Linked DNA regions of Homo sapiens: region 2 is linked to region 1. Evidence: read pairs that join two places in POLR2A ChIA-PET (ENCODE). Cell type or tissue: Panc1. All regions are shown on one strand. Links, peaks and the distances in the headings refer to the core of each region. The heading gives the core; the rest is flanking DNA. Region 1 has its middle 59 kb from the start of RTN4. Region 2 overlaps RPS27A (ribosomal protein S27a).

The links. ChIA-PET counts read pairs that join two places held together with the same protein. Peaks named below come from ENCODE experiments on the same cell type or tissue, not always from the same donor. Only the 100,000 strongest peaks of a DNase experiment are listed, where the experiment ranks them.
Region 2: POLR2A ChIA-PET joins it to region 1 with 10 read pairs; 4 of 35 experiments call an interaction of 5 or more read pairs at or near these places.

What each region holds. Positions count from the first base shown.
Region 1 is chr2:55,100,908-55,117,358 of GRCh38, forward strand. It overlaps a transcript of RTN4 not described here. Among named protein-coding and RNA genes, the nearest start is that of RTN4, 59 kb to the left of the region's middle. RefSeq lists an enhancer at 15,166-15,460. In Panc1, for the core only: no CTCF peak of the experiment used is centred there; DNase peaks (open chromatin) are centred at 8,563, 8,794 and 11,036; H3K27ac peaks cover 6,274 bases.
Region 2 is chr2:55,234,694-55,242,693 of GRCh38, forward strand. RPS27A (ribosomal protein S27a) reads left to right here. Exons shown (of 6, transcript NM_002954.6): 5 at 138-269; 6 at 735-1,160. The coding sequence ends at 884. It overlaps MTIF2 (mitochondrial translational initiation factor 2), which reads right to left. Exons shown (of 16, transcript NM_002453.3): 14 at 5,318-5,482; 15 at 2,595-2,735; 16 at 1,902-2,127. The coding sequence ends at 1,955. Among named protein-coding and RNA genes, the nearest start is that of RPS27A, 6.0 kb to the left of the region's middle. In Panc1, for the core only: no CTCF peak of the experiment used is centred there; no DNase peak of the experiment used is centred there; H3K27ac peaks cover 10 bases.

The sequences.
Region 1 (16,451 bases), core at 4,631-12,630:
AAAATAGCTGTCATTAGATTACTTGACACTTAAAACACTTTGGATTAAAATGTAATTTTAATCACATATTTGTCAAGAGGAAAGTGTGAATAAATAATGGTAAATTTATGTAATAGAAACTATTAAGCCACTAAAATTATAAAATGTATTTTGAAATCTTGACATAGAAACATGAGAGAACAAAAACAAGCTCCAAACAGTTTGTATAGTAGGATTATATTTTAGTAAAATAATAATTATTTTACATGTTGGCATATGCATAGAAAAAAATCTGAACAAACAAGTTGTTAATAGGGATTATCTCCAGGGGTGAGATTATCATTGTCTTTTCCTACATATTCCTATAGTTTCTGAATTTCTTATGAATACTTATTACTTTTCCAATCAGAAAATGTTTATTTTTTTGAAAATCAATGTTGTTGTAACTTGTTCAGAAGAGTGAAATAATACATTATCCATTGTAATAATAATTTTAGTGAGATTTCTCATGGTAGCTTCTCAGGAAATTCTATAATACTAATAAGTTTCTGTAAAAATTGAAGTTATTAATACAATAACTGAAGTATTGAAAAACAGTATACTTAGTCTTCTCAGAATCCAAAATGATTTGGTGTATATTTTTATATATATGCAAAACCAAATGGAATTTAAAACTTTGAAATCTTTAGAACAATCAACAAACCACTTTCATTCATTAAGCATGCATTTCTGCTACATAGTCTGTGCCAGGCAATGTGCTAGGTATGCAAGTACCAGCTACACAGAGATGAAAAAGATCAACCCAATTTCTGTCCTCATATGATGGTATGAACCAGCCCTGTGGATATCCTGGAGCATAGGAATTATTAATTAGAAGAACTGCTGCATGTGAATAAACAATAAGCAAATTAATTAATTTTGTATGTTAAAGTGAATTTTTCACTACATAAGAGCTAAGTGACTGGAAAGATTGTATATTTCATCAGCACATTCAAATTTCACAAAATCATCACACACTGTAGGATATATGTTCAAATATATTCACACCTCCAAATCAAATATAAAAGAAAAGGAAAAATAGAGTGAAATCTTATTATTGTTTTCTACTGATATTTCACTTTTAGATGTGACATCTGAAATCTAAGACAAAAAAAGGCTTCTGCTTTTATTTTGAATCATAAAGTTAACAAGTCCATTTTTAAAAATCATGAGCACCAAATTCCTTAAAGATGAGATATTGTTATTTCATAACTTTCCATCCAAATCATGCCTAAATCATTTTTCAGTTCTTTGGAGCAGATGACGATTAAGGGGGAAAGGGAAGGAGGGATCAAAATGTTCACTTAAATGGAATTTAGTTTGTTTTTGTAAGGCTGAAATCCCTTGAAGATGGTATATAAACTACTACTTTAGGCCAGGGGGTAGCAAACCTTTTCTGTGAAGGGCCAGATAGTAAATCTTTTAGGATTTGTGGACCATGGACCATGCTGTCTCTGCCAAAATGGCTCAACTCTGTTGTTTTACGGCAAAACAGCCATAAACTACACATAAACAAAGGGACATAGCTGTGTTTCAATAAAACTTTATTTGTGGACGCTAAAAATTTTAATGTTATATAATTTTCACATGTCATTTTTCTTTTGATTTTTTTTTAATCATTTAAGATGTGAAATTCGTCCTTAGTTGGCAGACCTCACAAGAATCTGGTGGCTGATTGGACTTGACACATGGCCAACTGCCAGTCCCTGCTAATAGGCCAGTGCATGGTGCTTGGGATCTGCTGCTTCTCTTTGGTCCTGGTATTGAAGGGTAGGAGGTAGGAGAGGAGAATCCAAGAGATTTATAAAACAAAACTCTATAGATTTTCTAAAAACAATTTGTAAGACAAAACTCTATTGTTTTTCTAAAGACAATTCAAATCTCTTTATTAATCTAAGAAGTTACTATCGTGGCCGGGTGCGGTGGCTCACGCCTGTAATCCCAGCACTTTGGGAGGCTGAGGCGGGCGGATCACCTGAGGTCGGGAGTTTGAGACCAGCCTGACCAATGTGGAGAAACCCCGTCTCTACTAAAATTACAAAATAAGCCGGGCATGGTGACACATGCCTGTAATCCCAGCTACTAGGGAGGCTGAGGCAGGAGAATCACTTGAACCCGGGAGGCGGAGGTTGCAGTGAGCTGAGATCACACCATTGCACTCCAGCAACAAGGGCAAAACTCCGGAAAAAAAAAAAAAAAAGGAAGTATATTTTTAAAAGTTTATAAAACATTTAAAGAAACAATGAGTTTTAAAAGGATGCACCTGGAGAACATTATGCTGAGTGACATAAACCAGAAACAGAAAGATACTGTATGATCTCACTTACATGTGGAACCTAAAAAAGTCGAACTCAGGGCAGAGAGTAGAATTGTGGTTACCAGAGACTTGGGAAAGGGAAAAATGGGGAGATGATGATTAAAGGGTACAAAGTTTCAGTTATGCAAGATAAATAAGTTCTGGAGACCTATTATATAGCATAGTGCCTATAGCTAACAATACTGTATTGTACACTTAAAATGTGTCCAAGAGGGTAGCTCTTATACTGAGTGTTCTTACCCATACACACACAAAAATTAATAATATTAATAATAAAGGGGCTGGGAGAAAACTTTAGGAGGTGATGAATATATTTATGGTCTTGATGGTAGTGATGGTTTTATGGGTATATACTTATCCTTAAACCCACAGAGCTGTGTACTTTATTTTTTTCCCTCTTTTTCTACGTCTCACAGAAGACTTCTATACAGTTGTATACTTTAAAAATGTGTAGCTTTTTTGTTGTTGTTGAAACGGAGTCTCGCTCTGTTGCCCAGAGTGGAGTGCAGTGGTGCAATCTCGGCTCACTGCAACCTCCACCTCCCGGGTTCAAACGATTCTCCTGCCCCAGTCTCCCAAGTAGCTAGAATTACAGGCTCCCACCACCACACCCGCCTAATTTTTGTATATTTAGCAGAGATGGGGTTTCACCATGTTGGCCAGGCTGGTCTCAAACTCCTGACCTCAGGTGATCCACCAACCTCGGCCTCCCGAAGTGCTGCAATTACAGGAATGAGCCACCGCACCTGGCCTATGTGTAGCTTTTTATATGTAAATTGTACCTCAATAAAGTGTTTTTTGTTCTTTTTATTCACTTATTTATTTTGAGATGGAATCTTGCTCTGTTGCCCAGTCTGGAGTGCAGTGGCACTAGCTGGGCTCACTGCAACCTCCACCTTCTGGGTTCAAGCGATTCTCCTGGGTCAGCCTCCCCAGCAGCTAAGATTACAGACACGCACCACCACACACGGCTAATCTTTTTTGCTTTTTTTTAAGTAGAGACAGGGTTTCACCATGTGGGCCAGGCTGGTCTCAAACTCCTGACCTCAAGTGATCCACCCACCTCGGCCTCCCAAAGCACTGGGATTACAGGCGTGAGCCACCATGCCTGGCTGTTTTTTAAATTTTTGAGACAAGTCTTGCTCTGTTGCCCAGGCTGGAGTGCAGCGTTGCGATCTCAGCTCACTGCAACCTCCGCCTCCTGGGTTCATGATTCTCGTGCTTCAGCCTCCCGAGTATCTGGGACTACAGGCGCATGCCACCACATCTGGCTAATTTTTGTATTCTTAATAGAGACAGGATTTCACCATGTTGACGAAGCTGGTCTCAAACTGATGGCCTCACGTGATCCACCTGCCTCAGCCTCCCAAAGTGCTGGGATTACAGGTGTGAGCCACCGTGCCTGGCCTTGTTTTTATTTTTTAAGGGCAGCTCTGAATGAAGAGACATCCATTCCTTCCTATTTTTCTTGCTGAGCATTGGGAAATAATAATTTTTTTAAAAAAAGAAACTTCCTAGATTAATAATGAGAAGTAGTATCTGTTTATTGTTTTGTTTTAGTTTTTTGTTATATATGTCTTTTGAAACAGAGTCTCATTCTGTCGCCCAGGCTGGAGTGCAGTGGTGCGATCTTGGTTCACTGCAACCTCAACCTCTCGGGCTCAAGCGATCTCCCCACCTCAGCCTCTCAAATAGCTGAGACCACAGGAGCATACCACTACGCCAGGCTAATTTTTATATTTTTTGTAGAGATGAGGTTTTGCCATGTTGCCCGGGCTGGTCTCAAACTCCTGAGCTCAAGCAATCCACTCACCATGTCCTCCCAAAACGCTGGGATTATAGGCGTGAGCCACCTGGCCCTGCTCATTGTTTTCATTAGCATTTCTTTGATTACTACTTATGTGAACTTTTTCACATTTTTAGGCCTTCCATATTTCTTTTTTGTGAATTACTCATTGCCTTCCCCCCTTTTTTTGCTATTGAAGTTTTTTTTTTTTTTTTTTTTGAGACAGAGTCTCACTCTGTCACCCAAGCTGGAGTACAGTGGCACGATCTTGGCTCACTGCAACCTCCACCTCCCAGGTTCAAGCAGTTCTCCTGCCTCAGCCTCCTGAGTAGCTGGGATTACAGGCATTTGCCACCACACCCGGCTAATTTTTGTATTTTTAGTAGAGATGGGTTTTCGCCATGTTGGCCATGCTGGTCTCAAACTCCTGATCTCAAGTGATCTGCCCACTTCAGCTTCCCAAAGTTGTGGGATTACAGGCATGAGCCACCATGCTGGCTGAGATTGTTTTTCTAATTTATTTTACGCAAGCTCTGTATATTGTTACTGACCCTTTATCTATTATTAAGTAATAAATATTTCCCCATTCTCCCTTGCTGTTTTATTTTGTGGAGTGTGTTTATGATAGGTAATCTTATTGTAGTCAAAAGCAATCTTTTCTGCTGAGTGTGGTGGCTCATGCCTAATCCCAGAACTTTGGGAGGGGAAGGAAGCAGGAGAAACACTTGTGACCAGGGATACAAGACCAACCTGGGCAACATAGAGAGACACCCCGCCCCAGACTCCACAAAAAATTTAAAAGTTAGCCAAGTACAGTGGCACATGTCTGTAGTCCTAACTACTCTGGAGGCTGAGGCCAGAGGATCGCTTGCACCCAGGAGTTCGAGGCTACAGTGAGCTATTATCATGCCACTGCAAGCCAGCCTGGGTGACAGGAGGAGACCCCCATCTCTAAAATAAATTTTTTAAGCAATCTTTTATTTTGTATCTTATTTCTTTTCTCTTATGCTTAAAATATACTTCACCTTTTCAAAAGCACATATTCAATTATATGTTCTACTATTTGGGGGGTTGTACTTTTTAATATCATACTGTTGAGATTTGGTATTCGGTTTGTTATATAAGCTAGAGATCCAAAGCCATAATTTTCTAAATAGCTCACCTATTTTCCTGTGTTCAAATCCTTCCTCATCTGTAGTCCCAGCTCAGACGCACATATTCCACTTGGGTGACAGCTCACCCTACCCTGAATTTCTTGCCCTCCTCCTCTTCTTCCTCCCCCATAGCTTTTCCTTCTTTCTCATAATATAATCATCTGTGCATATATCTTCTATTGCATCACACTGTACACTCCTTGAGAGCTGGGACTGAGTTTGTTATCTTTGTGTCTCCCAAAGCCCTCATCCAGGGCCTCACACAGTTGTGAGAGGAAAGGATAAGTGATAATGACAAATTTCTAGATACATTTTGTTGCAAGTTTCATGTAATATTTATTAAACTTTTTTTTTTAAATGGAGTTTTGCTGTTGTTGCCCAGGCTGGAGTGCAGTGGCGTGATCTCGGCTCACTGCAACCTCTGCTTCCTGGGTTCAAGTGATTCTCCTGCCTCAGCCTCCTGAGTAGCTGGGATTACAGGCGTGCACCACCATGCCCGGCTAATTTTTGTATTTTTAGTAGAGATGGGGTTTCACCATGTTGGCTAGGCTGGTCTCGAACACCTGACCCCAGGTGATCCACCGGCCTAGGCCTCCCAAAGTGTTGGGATTACAGGCGTGAGCCACCATGCCCCGTCTTATTGAACATTTTAACAAATATTTATTTTTGTAAGCCTAAAAGTGATTCTTTGAATGTTTAAAGAAAGTGAACCAAAAGACAGTACACAAACACTAGCACCTGAATGCTGAATATCACCGTAAGTGTAAAATCATATATTTTAGAGTAGTGTGAGCTTTTAATGTTAAGTCATATTAAACTCTTAAATTAAGCAGACCCAGCATTGGCAGTGTAGCTGTAACTTTCTGATGTTAATAAAAACAAAATTGGTGACTCAAAATTAAATCATGCCAAGGTTTTGATACATTTGTCTTAAGATATTAATGAAACACTTCAAAACACTGATATGAAGTGCCCAGATTCTCAGATGTTTGTTGAGTGAGTTTTGTTTAGTTGCGTGTATTTTTTTTTTTCAGTGAATGTCTGGCACATTGCAATAATCAAACATGTGCTTATTTTTCTTGTATTGGCATAATCAGTGACTTGTACATTCAGTGATAGCATTTAAGCAAGTTTTATCAGCAAGCAATATTTTCAGTTCATAAATAAGTTTTAAAAAATCTTGTAAGGATTTAAATTTGCTGAATGTAAAGACTGAACCTCAAAAAAAAAAAAAAAAAAAAGGAAAGAAAGAAAGGGTGAGTGATGGCTACTCTAGGCCCTACTTTCTTGCCCTTGCTCATTCTCACAGGGGAAGGCAGAACAAACCTCACAGCCAGTATGAGACTGCCTGGCTGGTACATCTGGGGGGGTTTTGTGGTGGCTAGGAATCCAAAGAAGCTCTTATTTGAACAACAAGGCTGGTATTTATAGAATAAGTTCAGGCACTTCAGGCTAAGCAGACACAAAAGTGAGCAGAGATGGTAGTCAGGCTCTGGGTAGATAAAGGGTGCCCTGGGCATCCAGAGGCCCAGTATCTATGAACATCAGGAATGTCTGTGCCACTCCCCAGACAAACAGAGATCCCAACTCAGGATTTCTCACCCTTGGTCAACTATAATTACAAAAACAGAGATTGTGAATAGTTCTGCATGACTCTGGAAAGCCTGTATGTGGTATAGATAAATATACACTAGATTCTGTACAACCTCATCATGCCTTTAGCTACATAGAGACTGGACTTTAAAACACACGTTTCCCATCCTGTTAAATTCGGTCCTTTTTTTTTTTGAGATGGAGTCTTGCTCTGTATATAGCCCAGGCTGGAGTGCAGTGGCACATCTCAGCTCACTGCAACCTCTGCCTCCTGGGTTCAAGTGATTCTCCTGCCTCAGCCTCTCAACTAGCTGGGATTACAGGCGATGCCACAATTCCCAGCTAATTTTTGTGTTTTTAGTAGACATGGGGTTTTCCCATGTTGGCCAGGCTGGTCTCGAACCCCTGACTTCAGGTGATCCACCTGCCTCGGCCTCCCAAAGTGCTGTGATTACAGGCGTGAGCCAACCCACCCAGCCCAGTTCTTTATGTATATAGATATATGGACAGCTATAGGGAAATGTGATTAAGCATTTTTTTAAAAATTGCCCATTTCAGTAGTAATCCCCAAATTCTAAGCTAGAGAGCATTTAGTTACTTGAGTGCTCATCTCTTGCCAGGCAGGAGAGGGAGAAGGGTGAAGGGGCTCCAGCATCGGGGATGGGCCTGGAATTCCACTCAGGGTGAATGATAATATTGAGAACTGAGGGTTTAGTAGGTTCAGAATCCCTTGCTAGCCATACTGAATAGGGTTTGTTTTTCTTACAGAATTTTGAGAAGAACCAGTAAGAGCAGCTCTAGTGGAGGGATGGGGGAAGAGGGGTAATAAAAGCAGATTACACTGGATTTGGAAATAAGAAGCCACAGGGCCATGCCCCTATCCTTACCCACCTCTCCTCTCTTATTACTTTGATTCCCATAAAGAAATAAATATTTAGGTTGGCACAAAAGTAATTGCGGTTTTTGCCTTTACTTTTAATTAAAAACATTAATGGCAAAAACCGCAATTACTTTTGCACCAGCCTAATCATAGGCCAATTTCTATGACTAAAATCCCAAAAAATAGTAAGACTAAGAATCTACAGGAGCTCTTCACAGCCATATTCCTCACAGAATAATTCCAGGAGCTCTGTGCTAAACACATCCCTAAGGAAACTCTGTGCAAAGAGAAGATCAAGGCCAGCAGCTTTTTCAGGTCTGCAGCGTTTCCAAGTGACAGCAGGCTCAGCTGGACACGTCTCCAAGTACAATTTCTAAATTATGAGAAGTGGGATTGTTTTAAATCGATACATCGAACCTTTAAACACACACACTTTTGAAACGTTTCAGCCACAGCTGTTAAAAGATTGATAAATTTTAAGTTCCTGAAATACTGAAATGAAAAAAACAGTTATATATTAGAAGAGTGCTAAATTCCTTTAAAAATAAAAATGCACTAAAGGTTTAAGAGCACAGCCATAATTTTTAGAACCCAGCAAGTGGATGCCTGCATGGGACAAAGTCACTGAACAGCCTGAGCCCTTCAATAATTAATAGATGCAAAGTTAAAGAAATGTCAATGCTGATAATAAATTGCTCAGGGTGACTCAAATGCAGCTGCTTCTCTGCTGATCACTTCTGGTATTAACTGTGCTTACAAAAGCAAATACCTCATACTCCTTCCACTCTATAGAAAAACCAACAGGTACAGTATCACGTAGCTAGGTAGGCCTTGAATAGAAAAAAGGGTAACTCAGCTTTGACAAGGACATTTATCTCTGGAATTTCTGTCCTCTGAAAATATTTGTTACTGATACTCACTTGCTATGCCCCAATTCCCTGATTCTGCTAAAACACCTTTTAGAAAAGGAAGCACTGGAGCAGGGTGTTTACTTTGTTGATGCTCTGGAGCAAGGGGGTGTTACTGTATATGTTCCATGTTAGGGGTTTGTCCAAGAAAAAGGAGCAGATGGCTAGTGACTCAGAGCATATGTTGACCCGAGTGCCCTTTGGCAAACAGGAGCTCCAGGCAGAGAGTAAATATGCCCTAAATATTTGAAAAAGGGAATCACTCAGCCAAGAAAAGAGGAGTCTGAGGGAGCACCCTAAAACAATCTTAGCCTTGTAGAGGGATATTATTTATTCCCTGGGGAGAAAACTGTTTCTCTCTTCCAAAAAAGAGTGGACATTGAATTTATATTCAGAAGTGGTAAGAAAAATAAGGGAAGGATGATAAATAGTGAAAGGAACAAAAGAAATTCTGGAATCTCAGGGCTGGGCGTGGTGGTTCACACCTATAATCCCAGCATTGTGGGAAGTCGAGACTGGTGGATAGCTTGAGCCCAGGAGTTCGAGACCAGCCTGGGCAACATGGTGAAACCCCATCTCTACCCAAAAAATACAAAAATTAGCCAGGTATGGTGGCCTATGTCTGTAGTCCCAGCTACGTGTGAGGCTGAGGTGGGAGGATTGCTTGAGCCTGGGAGGCAGAGGTTGCAGTGAGCCGAGTTTCTGCCACTGCATTCCAGCCTAGGTGACAGAGGGAGACCCTGTCTCAAAAAAAAAAAAAAAAAAAAATTCTGGAATCTCGTGCCTCTCATCAATAGAAAGCAGCTGTAAAAGAAGCAGAGGCATAGCCCAAATGGCCCCTGAGTACCCCTTCTCACCTTCCATTTCCTTAGAATGGTAGATATTTGCCCAAGGTTACAATAATATCAAAACAAACAGAACAATCAGGAATACCCTATGACATATCACAGCCAATAAAGGCTCAAAAAATTCTTGCTGATGAAGAAAACAAATGTTCCCAAACAGCATTTCCTGGTTACTTATCAATAATGCAGACCAATGTCAATCTATCTGAGGGCGCATATACGTCCATTTGGATCCTTTAAAAAAAACTGTCTCATTCTTTAAATAAATGTCAAGGGTGTTTACTCCAGAAATAAAATAGAAAGCCAACCTCAAATCAGGAAAAATACAGATTAAAAATATATCTACGCCAGGCCAGGCACGGTAGCTCATGCCTATAATCCCAGCACTTTGGGAGGCCAAGGCAGGCAGGTCGCCTGAGATCGGGAGTTCAAGACCAGCCTGGTCAACATGGCAAAACCCTGTCTCTACTAAAAATACAAAAATTAGCTGGGCGTGGTGGCACATGCCTGTAATCCCAGCTACTTGGGAAGCTGAGGCAGGAGAATTGCTTGAACCCAGGAGGTGGAGGTTGCAGTGAGCCGAGATCGTACCACGGTACTCCAGCCGGGGCAACTGAGTAAGACTGTGTCTCAAAATAACAATAATAATAATAATAATGTATCTCCGCATGGGGGATAAGGTCTGAAAAAAAGAAAAGAATAAAAACAAAATAAAAACAAATTGTCTTTATTTTTACTTGCTTGCTTGCTAACCTTGGGAAATTTGCTAGCTGCAAAGTTGCTTTTTATTTTCCAATAATTCTTGAGGGATCACTGGAATACTTGCATGAAAAAAAAAAATTCACTTTAACCTCACTCTTCCGAGATTTTAAAAACAGAGCAAGCACAGAGATAACAAAGAAACCTTTTTCAGAGGCACCCTCAAATCTTAGGCCCAAATAGATGGTGGTATCAACAGAAACAACGAAATATCCATAGCAACTGTGGAAAGCAGATTCTCATCCCATAGTGAGATAATAAATAAAGTCACTGCCTTTTGTGACACCTTACTCAACCTCAGACAGAAATAAATGTTCCTCACTCCTGTTCGCATAAATCCACCTAGCTAGTGTTTGTGGGAGCAGAGGGAGGATTGTTCCCCAATCCAGGCCCACGAAAGTGGCTTTGCCTTCCACAGCACCTCCCACCCTCTGCTGGGAGTCACAGACCTCTCCTAAGGACCCACTCAGGAGGGTGTTTGGGGCTGTTTAGGAGGAGGGGTCTCCACTGGCTAGTTTGGAGGAAATTCAACGAAATCGAAGCCCAACTGTAGGGGCCATGTACAGAGTAAGTGTTGAAAAAACGTTAATGTCCACCCTTCCTTTATCCAGACACATTGAACAGATATTCACTGAAATGTCCTTAAAAAATCTACCTCACCCCATGTCTATCCATCTTCCCGAATGCTGCCTGCCTCCTGCCTTGTGACCAGCTCTGCCGGCAGACCCTGCAGTATGACTCAGCGTGTTGAAATCCGCCTCTGTGGGCACGCACTGCTCTCAAAACTGCTTCAACCACCAGAAGCAGTTAATTGCAATGAGTCTCTGGGGATCCTGCTCCAATGGCGACACTCAAGAGGAAGCAACCACCTAGGCAATACCTTCCTATTAAATGCTACCAAACTCCAGAAAGAGCGTGCCTTGGCTTTGTGAGGAGCTCAGAGGCTCTGAGAGGCCCCCTGTGGGGGAGCGTGTTCAGGACTATATGAGGCCTACCTTCCCAGCTCACCTGCACTGGGCTGAGATGATGGTGGTGACAATGACAAATAATACTAAGAAGAAAGGTACCACTGACTGAACACTTATCATTTGCTAAGCACTTGGCATATGTTGCCTCATCTACCCCCGGACAGCAACCCCGTAAAATCCTCATTTTACAGGTGAGGAAACCAGAGGTCACAGAGCCAAAGTCAAGTGGTGATTAAGCAAGGCTTGAGCCCAGACTGTGGGGTTAGGGGTCTAGGCTCCCAACCACGTCAACACTACTGGCTTTAGAGCAGCTGCACTTTCCACACTAGTATTGTTCTAAATCTAAGCACGGCCAGAGGAAAGAATAGGAAGCTCCACACTGACCTCTAAGCTTTTTATAGAGAAGCATCTCCCCAGACACAGCCCCTCCAGCGAGCCTGGAGCCGGGCTGCCTCAGCTGTGTCTGCAGCAGTCCTCAGAGGCCCTGCTGGAACCTGACCCTGAAGCTCCCAGCATCCACGCTGCCGCTGGCTCCCAGCCCCGCCTTGCGGCTCGAGCATAGCCATGAACAGCTCTGATGAATTATCTACCAGAGGAGAACTCCAATTGTATCATCAAAAGAGAGTTGGGGATTATCTGTTATTTTCATTGTCCTTGCCACTTCAGCCGCTATTTATTCAGAGCTGCTCATGGCTCTGGCTTCCTTGTTTTATTTCTTCTGCCAACCCCCAGCTGGAGTTTCTGGAGCAACCAAATAGCTAAAAACAAAAAGAGGAAGCAGCAACAGTCTGACATTTACAAAGATGGAAAAATTGCTCTCTAGACACATGACAACAAACTGTAGAAAGAAAAATTGTGGCAAGATCAACGTGAGCAACTGGGAGCTCAGTGGATGGTCCATAGATAGAAGGCCCTGGCCACACTGTGATTCCAGGGCCCCAAAAACCACCAGCACTGGTGTGAGAAGGAGGAAGACCGTGACCTGACATTAAGAGAAAGGCTATGTCCTGTGCTGTTGCTAGAAAAATAAAAAGGCCACCACCAAAAGAAGCCCTCTCCTTTCTTCTGCGAGGAGGGTAAGCAGTGCAGTCCAAGGCTTCCTGGGGTGGGAAAAGGTGTATTCTCTTCTTTATGTGTGGAAGCCTTGCTTACCTGTAGAAGAGGATCCCTCAGGACTTCAGAACTGTGGTTTCTACAGACTGGGGCATGTTCAGGTCAATGTGGAACTGAATTCAAGCCTTATCAATACTCACAAACAACAGAGGAGGATCTCAGGTGAGACTATGACTACCTCCCACTCATTTAGCATCCCTGGCTACTCTGTCCTCTTTTGGAAAGCTTCTGTCTGTCTCTCTGAAGTGGGTAAAAGAGACAAGGGTGGTGGTGGTAGTTGCTCTGGGGGAGAAGTTGCTGCAGTAGCCCTTGTTTCAATTGAACAATATTATGGATTTCCGTCCAGCAAGTGACCTCTCACTCCGGACCTGTAGGGTCCATGCAGTCCAGTGTAAGTAAATTGGCTCTATCAGCCTGGTTTCACAACCCACATCATCCCAACTCTACCCTACCCAAGAGTTGCTAGAAGCACCTATTACTCCTGTAGAAGGTGAGGGAGAGGTGACCCCCAGTCCAAAGTGACTGGAGACCATGACTGACTGACCAGCCCAGAATCAGAAGGCTAAGGAACCACCTGTCTAATAGTCTGGTGCCAAACACAGGCCCTTCACTGCTCTTGGGAATGTTCTCGGCCATCCCTTCCTGGCCAAAAACAGAATATCAACTGCTTCTGAACCTGGGTCCTAGGCAACTAAACTGGGCTGTGAAAGAAACATCTATGCTGAGCCTATTGCTCCCTGAAATGGCCTCACAAATTTGCTTTGGAAACCATGAATTTTTCAAAACTTGATTTTCTTTGTACTTGTTGAAAGTTTTGTTTTCATCTTAAAATGCTAAATATACAATTTATCGGAAAATATAGCTAGATTTATATTTTTCCAGTCAGCAGTTTGGAATCGTCTGTCTTTACATTAGTCTATAATAAGACAGGCACACTTAGAATATTTTATGATGTCACTTTTTCATTCTGGGACTTGGTGCACCATTTGCACCAAGTGTTGGTTTGTTCCACCTCTCTCTTTTGTGAATTAGTCTGCAGCTCCACTTTGCAGTTTGAAATGTGAGTCAGCAAAGGAGAAACTCACTTCTCTATGAAGGGGATGGAGCTGGAAAGGAACAAGGAGGCTCCAAAGTCCAGGTCATGTTTGATGTCTCCTGATTAACTCCAGGCCGGGCGTGGTGGCTCACACTTGTAATCCCATCACTTTAGGAGGCCGAGGCAGGTGGATTACTTGAGGTCAGGAGTTCGAGACCAGCCTGGCTGACATGGTGAAACCCCGTCGCTACTAAAAATACAAAAATTAGATGAGCGTGGTGACGCACGCCTGTAATCCCAGCTACTTGGGAGGCTGAGGCAGGAGAATTGCTTGAACCCAGGAGGTGGAGGTTGCAGTGAGCCAAGATTGCGGCACTGCACTCCAGGCTGGGTGATACAGTGAGACTCTGTCTCTAAATAAATAAACAAGTAAATAAGTAACTCCAGAGAACCACAGAAAGTTAGTACACCTGTTCTCCAGACTGCCTTTAAAAAGGCACGTTCCTCCTCTGAAGCTTCCCTGGGTGCAAATGCTCACGGGTGGCAATAGCGTGAAGAATAGCCACCCCCATTCATCTCCCCTTGTCAGTCCCAGGTTCACTAGAGGGTGCATCAGCTTAAAGATGCCTTACGAGATAGAGGTATTTATTAACTGTTACCACCATTGATGCCACACCAGCACATGCATGTGGGCTGACAGGTTTCATGTACTTGGGATACAGAAGCCACAGCTAGGAGAGAATATAAAAACTTCTCCCTTCAGACAATTTGATTTTCCAAATCATATTCTTGGTATATGGGTTAAATTATGCATATTAGCTTTTTGTGGTTTATATAACTAGTTACTACAAATTAGTGGCTTAAAACAACACACATTTATTATCTTATCAGCTCTGTAGGTCAGAAGTCTGACATGAATCTTACTAGGCTAAAATCAAGATGTCAGAAGGTCTGTATTCCTTTCTACAAGCACTAGAGGACAATCTGTTTCTATGCCTTTTCTGGCTTCTAAAAGCTCCCACATTCCTTGACTCCTGGTCCCCTTCCTTCATCTTCAAAGCCAGCAATAGCTGGTTGAGTCTTTCTCACATTACATCACTATGAAACTGACTCTCCTGCTTCTCTCATTCTCTTATAAGAACTTCCGTGATTACACTGGGCCCATCTATATATATAGGTAACAGGGATTAGGATGTGGACATCTATGGAGAGGAGGCACGATTTTGCCCACCACACTGTAGAAGATTTCTAGAAATCTGAGAATAAAGAGATAACATCCTTATCACAAAATCATGAGAAACGAAGGCTGGGGTCCACCCCCGTCTTAAGCTACTAATGCTACTGCCCAAGAAAGCAGTCTGCTCCCAATAGCCCCTCAGTAGTCTATTCCGGGGCACTATGTTTTTGTCATCAATAGAAGAAAAGCATTCTGTCTAGCTCATCCTTTCTGTACATTGCTTCTCCTCTTACCACATATGGGCAGGGAAATCTAGCAACTTGTATATCTGGCTCAAAGTTAAAGTCACCAGTGTGCTGCTATGAAACTACTACCTCCTCCCCACAGTTCCTTTATGCCATCCTCTTATGACCATTTTTTAACCCTTGAAACATTTTGATGACTCAGTGCTGCAGAATCCCAGCTCAGTGTGATTCAAGGCTTCAGGGTAAGCTAGTAAGCTAGTGCTTTGTAAAGTGACAGCAAAGACCCTCTGGGTGCATTCAACATGGCTACTGTTGTGGCCATTAGCTTCCATTGTGAGAGACAACCCCAAAAGAGGATCATATAACAAGGAGATGGGGACTAGTCTTTTTTTTTTTTTTTTTTTTTGAGATTGGGTCTCACTTTGTTGCCCAGGCTGGTCTCAAACTCCTGGCCTCAAGCTATCCTCCCGCCTGGCCTCCCAAAGTGCTAGGATTATAGGCATGAGTCACTGCCGGGGCCTCATTTCTAATTGTTTCATCAGGCTGATCCTGGACCAGCAGCTGATAAGACTCTGGCTGTGCTAGAAGCCATGTAAGAGGTTTGAAACAGATAATGGGAGAAACATATCAAGAATATCAGAGCCTTGACTTCAAATGATGATAAAAATAGATATACAACACAGTGGTTAAGAGTGTTAAAATGCCTCCACACCACATATTAGCCATGGGATCCTGGGTAAGTTTCTTAACCTCTCTGAGCCTCAGTTTCCTCGTCTGAAATTCAGGATAACAATAGAATCAATTATATAGGATTCCAGTAGCTGATACATTGGAAGCATTCACTGTTAGCTAGAATTATTAGGCAGATGCTAAGCACTTTACGAGCATTTCTTAATTAATCATCAAAATAGCCCCATGAGGTATGTACTATTATTATAATCTCCATTCTAAGATGAGGATGAACTTATAGTCACACAGCTAATGAGTGGCAGAGGCAGGACCAGAATTCAGGTTGGTCTGACTTAAAAGACCATGCCCTTAACCTCTGTGGGGAGCAAGATTCTAGGGGAAAAGACTGGTCAATAACTGCAACTTAGATGTCTCATCTCTTCGACACTTCCCAGAACTCTCCTTTATGCATAGCTGTTTCTTTTTCTTTCTTTTTTTCCTTTTTTTTTTTTTTTTGAGATGGAGTCTTGCTCTGTCACCCAGGCTGGAGTGCAGTGGTGCAATCTTGGCTGTCTGCAACCTCCACCTCCTGGGTTCAAGCAATTCTCCTGCTGCAGCCTCCCAAGTAGCTGGGGCTACATGTGTTCGCCACCATGCCTGGCTGATTTTTGTATTTTTAGCAGAGATGGGGTTTCATCATGTTGATCAGGCCAGTCTTGAACTCCTGACCCCAAGTGATCCACCTGCCTTGGCCTCCCAAAGTGCCGGGATTACAGGTGTGAGCCACCGCACCCGGCCAGATAGCTGTTTCTTACGTGATGGATCAGAAAACTTCAATGAAAAAAGCATAAAGACAGACATGTGAGACCTTGAAATAGCCCTGGGTCATCTTGGACCTGATCCAATGTCACACACTGGTTGAATATTGGGTTTCGAGGCTCCTGAAAGCTCATGCCTTCGAGCATTCCCTTCAATGAGCAGCC
Region 2 (8,000 bases), core at 1-8,000, 130 kb after region 1:
TTATTGGGTTTGGGGGCTGCAAGATTCCCTCAAATGTTATTGTGTGCTGCTACTGCTTTTAATTAGAAAATGCATAATGTTGGGTGTGCCCATTCTTAGTGGAATCATGAAAGCTTGCTTCATTCTTCCATTAACAGGAGTCTACTCTTCATCTTGTGTTGAGACTTCGTGGTGGTGCTAAGAAAAGGAAGAAGAAGTCTTACACCACTCCCAAGAAGAATAAGCACAAGAGAAAGAAGGTTAAGCTGGCTGTCCTGAAATATTATAAGGTGAGCCAGTTAAAGGGCAGAATGTCAGCAAAGTCTTGGCTTATTTGGAAAACTTAATCTTTATAGTACTTGTCAATATTTTCTTGGACTTAAACACCCAATATTATCCCACTTTGGTTTAAATGAGGTATTCTGGAAATGAGAAATTCAGACTTTCTGGGGTTTTTCCTGTTTGGTATTTGAAATCAGTTATGTAATAGGGTTCTGAGTTTAAAGTCGGGTTTGGGTTCAGGTCTTTACCTTTGTCTACCACTTGCAAAGCTGGCCTTTAGTGTTCAAAAGTCCCAAGACTTCTGAATGTTTTCATTGTAGCAATGATAACTGGTGAGAATTTAGGGTGCTTTGGTTTGTAAGCACCAAAACCACCAGTATTACACAGTTAAAAGCTTAAATATTTTGAGTCACTTAAATTAGACTTCAGAATGTGTTGTAAAATTATCTTAACAGCAGGTTTGTGCTTTTCAGGTGGATGAGAATGGCAAAATTAGTCGCCTTCGTCGAGAGTGCCCTTCTGATGAATGTGGTGCTGGGGTGTTTATGGCAAGTCACTTTGACAGACATTATTGTGGCAAATGTTGTCTGACTTACTGTTTCAACAAACCAGAAGACAAGTAACTGTATGAGTTAATAAAAGACATGAACTAACATTTATTGTTGGGTTTTATTGCAGTAAAAAGAATGGTTTTTAAGCACCAAATTGATGGTCACACCATTTCCTTTTAGTAGTGCTACTGCTATCGCTGTGTGAATGTTGCCTCTGGGGATTATGTGACCCAGTGGTTCTGTATACCTGCCAGGTGCCAACCACTTGTAAAGGTCTTGATATTTTCAATTCTTAGACTACCTATACTTTGGCAGAAGTTATATTTAATGTAAGTTGTCTAAATATAAGCCAGTTTGTGTTTCTGTCCATTTCTTGACCTCAACACAACAGACATTTGGGGCCAGGTAATTCTTTGTTGTGGGGTGCCTGTAATCCCTATGCTTTGGGAGGATCACTTGAGTGTCCAGGAGTTCAAGAGCAGCCTGGGCACCATAGCAAGACCCCCATCTCTGTAAAAAAAAAAAAAAAAAAAAAAAAAGTAGGCTGACTCCTATGGTCCTGCCTACTGGGAAGTCTGAGACAAAAGGATCCCTTGAGCCCAGGAGTTGTAATTAATTATGCATTGCATTTCAGCCTGGACAAAACCCTGCTTCCAAAAAAAACAAAATGCATCCTCAGTCTCTGGGTGTTTCAGTGGAATGCTTGCTGTCTGTTGTACAACGCTTGGGAATTTAATGTTTGTTCAGGATGGATCCCTATAAAGGAATGATTACTTATTTGTACTGTTAACAGTAAAAGACAGTTTAGTTTCAAGCAGGACTGGGGTAGCCTATCTTCCTTCGGAGCTCAATTCAGGGAAAGCTGGTTCACTTGATAAGCCTCTTAACTAAAGCATACACTTGAAAGAAATCGGTGATGTATAAATAACAATTCACTTTTACCATATTGCCAGTCTTTCCATTCAAGGATTTCTAGTTGGAGGCATCCTTAAATAAGGTTTCCTATTTCTGAGCACTTTGACAGTTTGTGCAAATGCATATGAACACATGGTAAAACAACTTAGATACTTTTTGGCCAGTAGTAGTGCATTTCTACCTTCAAACAAACAACACGTTGAGTTATTTACATTTTTAATGTAATTTTAAAATCCTGGATCCCAAGAAGTCTTGGCTTGAATTTGCTTTTCTTCATAACAAACAATTCTGTCTCCCACTTGAAATTCCATATTGTCTTCATCTAAACTGAGACCACAATCCATTCCCGTTTTGACAATTGAAATGTCATCTTTATGGTGTTTCAATGAGGTTAATGAGCCTTAAAAAAGATAATTTAAGGTTAGTATATTCAATAAATGATAAGTACCTACTAAATACTACATTATGTGGTGTTAACCAGGAAATTACACTGAAATTCTTAAAAATTTTATGGTCTTGTCAAGTTAAATGATGGGACTAAATACCAGGGGAACCCCCTCAAAAATGAAGTTTGCTGTGAATAAGACTTGATTTGTAACAAAATAACCTAAATCTCCTATTTCAAAGGTAGACATAAACTTTTTGCTGAGGACAGGATGGTACTCAGGACTTGAATGGGTAAAACCAACATACATCTCAGGCAAAGGGAACCCATCAACTACAGACAATTTAGGGGTTTCAATAGCAATAAGAAATGGCCTGAGCTGAGATTATGGGCATGAAAGATGAACAGATTTCAGATGGTTATATAGTCAACAGGTCTTGGTGACTGGATATGCTATTATAGGAGATTTTGATGTTGCTTACCCTTCCAAATTACATGTCCATTACGGGTTAGTTTAAATTTTTTTTGTTTTTCTAACTGTCCCTTTTGGACTCTGCAGCCAGCCACAGGAACTTTTTTCTTCCCTTCTGTTACAGAGAAGGTAGCTAGTATAGATGCCTCACCTTTAGGAAGAAGAGAACATTAATGTGCAGAAAACTAAAGATTCTGATAAATACGTAATTTCTGACATTCTGTGGTATAAGAATTAAAGGTATGACAAAAATCCAAATTCATGCCTAGAAAAAAGTCTGGGTTTCTTTAACTCCAATTTTATTTTCCTGACCAATATTAAGAATAAAAATGAATGAAAATCTTTGGCTATTCTTTTCCTTTTCTTTTTTTCTTTTTTTTTTTTTTTTTTTGAGACAGAGTCTCACTCTGTCATCCAGGCTGGAGTGCAGTGGTGTGATCTTGGCTCACTGCAACCTCCACCTCCGGGGTTTAAGCGATTCTCATGCCTCAGCCTCCCGAGTAGCTGGGATTACAGGCGCCCACAACCACATCCAGCTGATTTTTATATTGTTAGTAGAGACGGGGTTTCACCATGTTGGCCAGGCTGGTCTCAAACTCCTGACCTCAAGTGATCCACCCACCTCAGACTCTCAAAGTGCTGAAATTACAGGCGTGAGCCACTGCACCCAGCCATCTTTGCCTATTCTTGTCTGCTCCATGAAAACCTTGTTTTAAGCTTTCCTTCAATATATTTTCTAGAGTAGATCATCTATCATTACTTTATTTCTCTGTTATTTTTTAAAAAAAATTTTTATAGATGGGTCACCCAGGCTGGAGTGCAGTGGCATGATCATAGCTCACTGTACCCTCAAGCTCCTGGGCTCAAGCAGTTCTTCTAGATAGCTAAGACTACAGGTGCGTGCCACCATGCCCACTAATTTTTTTATTTTTATCTTTCTTGTTGTGGAGGCTGGTCTTGAATTCGTGGCCTCAAGCGATGCTCCTACCTCAGCCTCCCAAAGTCCTCGGATGACACGCTTGAGCCACTGCACCTGACCTCATTATTTTTCATTTTGCCACAGGTAATTTATATCTACTTAGAAGTACTAATTCTACTAATTCTGAGCCTGGTTTTTTTTTTTTTTTTTTGAGATGGAGTTTCGCTCTTGTTGCCCAGGCTGGAGTGCAATGGCGCGATCTTGGCTCACCAGCAAACTCCGCCTCCTGGGTTCAAGCGATTCTCCTGCCTCAGCCTCCCAAGTAGCTGGGATTACAGGAATGCGCCACCACGCCTGGCTAATTTTGTATTTTTAGTAAAGACGGGGTTTCACCATGTTGGTCAGACTGGTCTTGAACTCCCATCCTCAGGTGATCCGCCCGCCTCGACCTCCCAAAGTGCTGGGATTACAGGCATGAGCCACCATGCCCGGCCGAGTCTGTTTTTTTTCACTGACTAAAAATACAAATTCCAATAATGAAGTAACAGGCACTATAATGAACCAATTTTCTAGGGTGCTATTTTACTACTGTTATTTGTTAGTGTTATCTGACTGGTGTCTTTGCTTAATCCTAGAAACCCTCATGACTCAGTTTTCCACATTGCTCTTAGCACAAGAACATAAAAATCTCTGTACGATCATGTTGAGCAGGTCAGAAAAACCTAAAATAATAAATCTGTTATGTAGACCAAAAATGCAAAATCAAATCTCATCATGGGGAAACACTGGACAAATCCAAATCAAGGTACATTCTACAAAATAGCTGTCCAATATGCTTCAAAAATGTCAAGGTCAAAAACAAAAATTGAAGAACTGTTCCAGATTAAATGGAGCTAGAGAGATATGACAACATGGATATATTATAATCCATGATCCTGGACTGGGGAAAAAAAGTATACTGTTGGGACAACGGACAAAATGTGAATATGGACTGTGTATTAGATAAGAGCATTGTACAAATAAGTGTTAAATTTCCTGAGTTTGATTAGTTCTGTAGTTTTATAAGATAGTATCCTTTTGCTTAGCAGATGTACATATTTAGAGGCAAATGGGCACTATATCTCAAACATTTTCAAATGGTCCAGGGAAAAAACATCACGTGTGCATGGAGCAGGACAAAAATGAGGCAAATAGGACAAAATGTAAACAACTGGTGAATTAGGTAAAAGATATATAGGAGTTCCTGGTTTTTCTCTTGCAATTTTTCTGGAAATTTAAAACTATTATCAAAATTAAAAGTTAATAAAAAAACACAAAATCTACGTGGGGAGGAAAAAAAACAGATGAGGTGATTTAATCAATTTTAAATATACTCAGTCTTTACTCTGGCTATGATATATGCTAGAAACAATATTTTTAAATATTTAATATTTAAATGTAAATTTTCTTCTTATGGTAGACTTCTCTGCCAGCCCCACAACAAAGTCAACAGCTCTTTCCATGACACTGTTAATAATCTTTATGCGTTCAATAGTAGTGTAATTTGTATTATAATTATTTGTTCATATTTAAACTGGAGGGCAAGTTCCTAATTCCTTATTTGCTTTTGTATCATCAAGGCACAGGCACAATGTGTTACACAGGGCAGGTGTTTACATAAGAAGTTACAATGGATTCTCATGGTAGTCATTTTTTTCTAGAACACAGGATATATCTTTCAACATTGAAAACGTTTCCTCTAAGCTTTGCTTTGAAGTGCTATTTATAGCACCTAATATACTAATTTTTAAAAGTAACATTCAGTGATCACTCACCTACTGGGTGCTCTTCCACAGCACAGGGTAATCTGCTGCTCAGTTCCTCTTGCAAATCTTCAACAAGACGGTAAATTATTTTGTGAAGTTTAATTTTTACTCCTTTTTTTGCAGCTGACTGTTGGATAACATTGCCTGCATTCACATTAAAGCCATATATAACACCTAGCAAACAGAAATATGATCAATGAAGTAGCACAACGATTACATTATAATCATTTATTTGTCTTTCAAGCAGAAACTTGAATCTAAATTGTTTTATTTTCTAAATTAAAATAGCAAATAAGAGGCCAGGTGCAGTGGCTCACGCCTGTAATCCCATCACTTTGGGAAGCTGAGGCAGGTGGATCGCCTGAGGTCAGGAGTTCAAGACCAGCCTGGCCAACATGGTGAAACCCTGTCTCTACTAAAAATACAAAATTAGCCGGGCGTGGTGGTGGCACCTGTAATTCCAGCTACTCAGGAGGCCGAGACAGGAGAATCGCTTGAACCCGGGAGGCGGAGGTTGCAGTGAGCTGAGATCGCGCCACTGCACTCCAGCCTGGGCAAATAGAGCAAAACTCCATCTCAAAAAAAAATAGCAATTAGAGGAGGTTAGAAGGTCTATGACTTTTTTTCTCACCAAAACTAGTACGTTTTCCAATTGATGAAAGAATTTTATAAACTGTATTGTGGCTTGTTTAACAAAGAAAATTTCTTTATAATTTTAAACCCATTCATTTAAGGAACATTAAGTGCCTATAACGTGTAAAGCAGTATGCTAAACAAAATTTGATTTTCATACCAGAGAAATAAAAACACAAAAAATGACCAGGGCTAAAATACTATTCCTTCATTTTAATAACAATTACATTATTAAATTATAATCTTATTGTCTACAATTTTTGTGGTTTGCACTTAGGTATTCAGATGGCCAAAAGATGCCCAAAAATAGTGACTTAAAGGGGTGGATGGAAAAATAGTGACTTAATTGGTAAAGGTCAAGAGTTATTTTTAAGAAGCAAGTTTCATGGAGCTGACCATTTTACCAACAAACAAATAATATATTTAACTGTAAATACTTTGGGAGAAAAAAAAAAGCAAAACACTCTTGTCTTAAACAAAATGAATGAAAAAAATTAACCTGGACGGGCACGGTGGCTCACGCCTGTAATCCCAGCACTTTGGGAGGCCGAGGTGGGTGGATCACCTGAGGTTGGGAGTTCAAGACCAGCTTGACCAACATGGTGACACCCTGTCTCTACTAAAAATACAAAAATTAGCCAGGCATGGTGGCAGACACCTATAATCCCAGCTACTCAGGAAACTAAGGCAGGAACATCTCTTGAACCCAGGAGGTGGTGGGTGCGGTGAGCCAAGATTACGCCACTGCACTCCAGCCTGGGCGACAGAGCAAGACTCTGTCTCAAAAAAAAAAAAACCAACCCAAAAAGAAAAAAAAGCAAAACACTCTTGTCTTAAACAAAATGAATGAAAAAAATTAACCCAAACAGTTTAATCAGGAGAAAAACACAATCACCTTGAAAGTCCTATCATTAAGAAGCCATTCAGGCCGGGTGCAGTGGCTCACGCCTGTAATCCCAGGACTTTGGGAGGCCGAGGTGGGTGGATCACGTGAGGTCAGGAGTTTGAGACCAAACTGGCCAACATGATGAAACCTTATCTATGCTAAAAATATAAGAATTAGCCAGGTGTGGTCGTGGGTGCCTATAATCCCAGCTACTCGGGAAGCTGGGGCAGGAGAATCGCTTGAACCCAGGAGGGAGAGGTGGCAATGAGCCAAGATTGCGCCATTGTACTCCAGCCTGGTTGACAAAAGCAAAACTCCGTCTCAAGAAAAAGAAGTCATTCAATTGGCTAGGCACAACGGCTCATGCCTGTAATTCCAGCACTTTGGGAGGCCAAAACAGGTAGACCACCTAGGTCAGGGGTTCAAGACCAGCCTGGCCAACATGGTGAAACCCTGTCTCTACTAAAAATACAAAATTAGCCAGGCATGGTGGTGCACGCCTATAATCCCAGCTACTCGGTGGGGGCTGTGGCAGGAGAATCCCTTGGGAGGCAGAGGTTGCAGTGAGCCGAGACCGTGCCACTGCACTCCAGCCTGGGCAAAAGAGTGAGGCTCTGTCTCCAAAAAAAAAAAAAAGAAAAAAAAAAGTCATTTCAATATCTTTCAATACACTATCTGTATTACAGCACAGTGCTAAGCCAGTCAGTGCCTACCAAATACTTTTAATTAATCAGTTAGATGTTACCTCTATCCTTTTCAGTAGTAGAGGTGATATCTAACTCTAATCAAGTCAGGTTTCAAAGCATCTCTTTCCTAAATGATTCCTAATCACTCAACAAATGTTTTTGCTTTACTAGGTGTTCGACTTTATTTAACAGTCATGAGTCCCCCTTTTTGTGTATCATAAATTCAACTAATAAAGACAGTTCCCTGCCTTCTAGGCTTATAAAGCTAAAAAGAACTTTTGCTGTAAAAAGATACGATGTATAAAGTTATCAATTACCAAAGATAGGCAGCCAAAAGTAAAAGATGAAGGAAAGAACTGAATAGGGTGATTACAGTGTTAGGAACATTCAGAAGTCTGATGAAAGATATGAGAAATCAACCTTGGGATAGTAAAGAACCAGGAGGAGTAGGGAGAGGGGGCAGTAATGGTGCTTTTAAAAAAAAAAG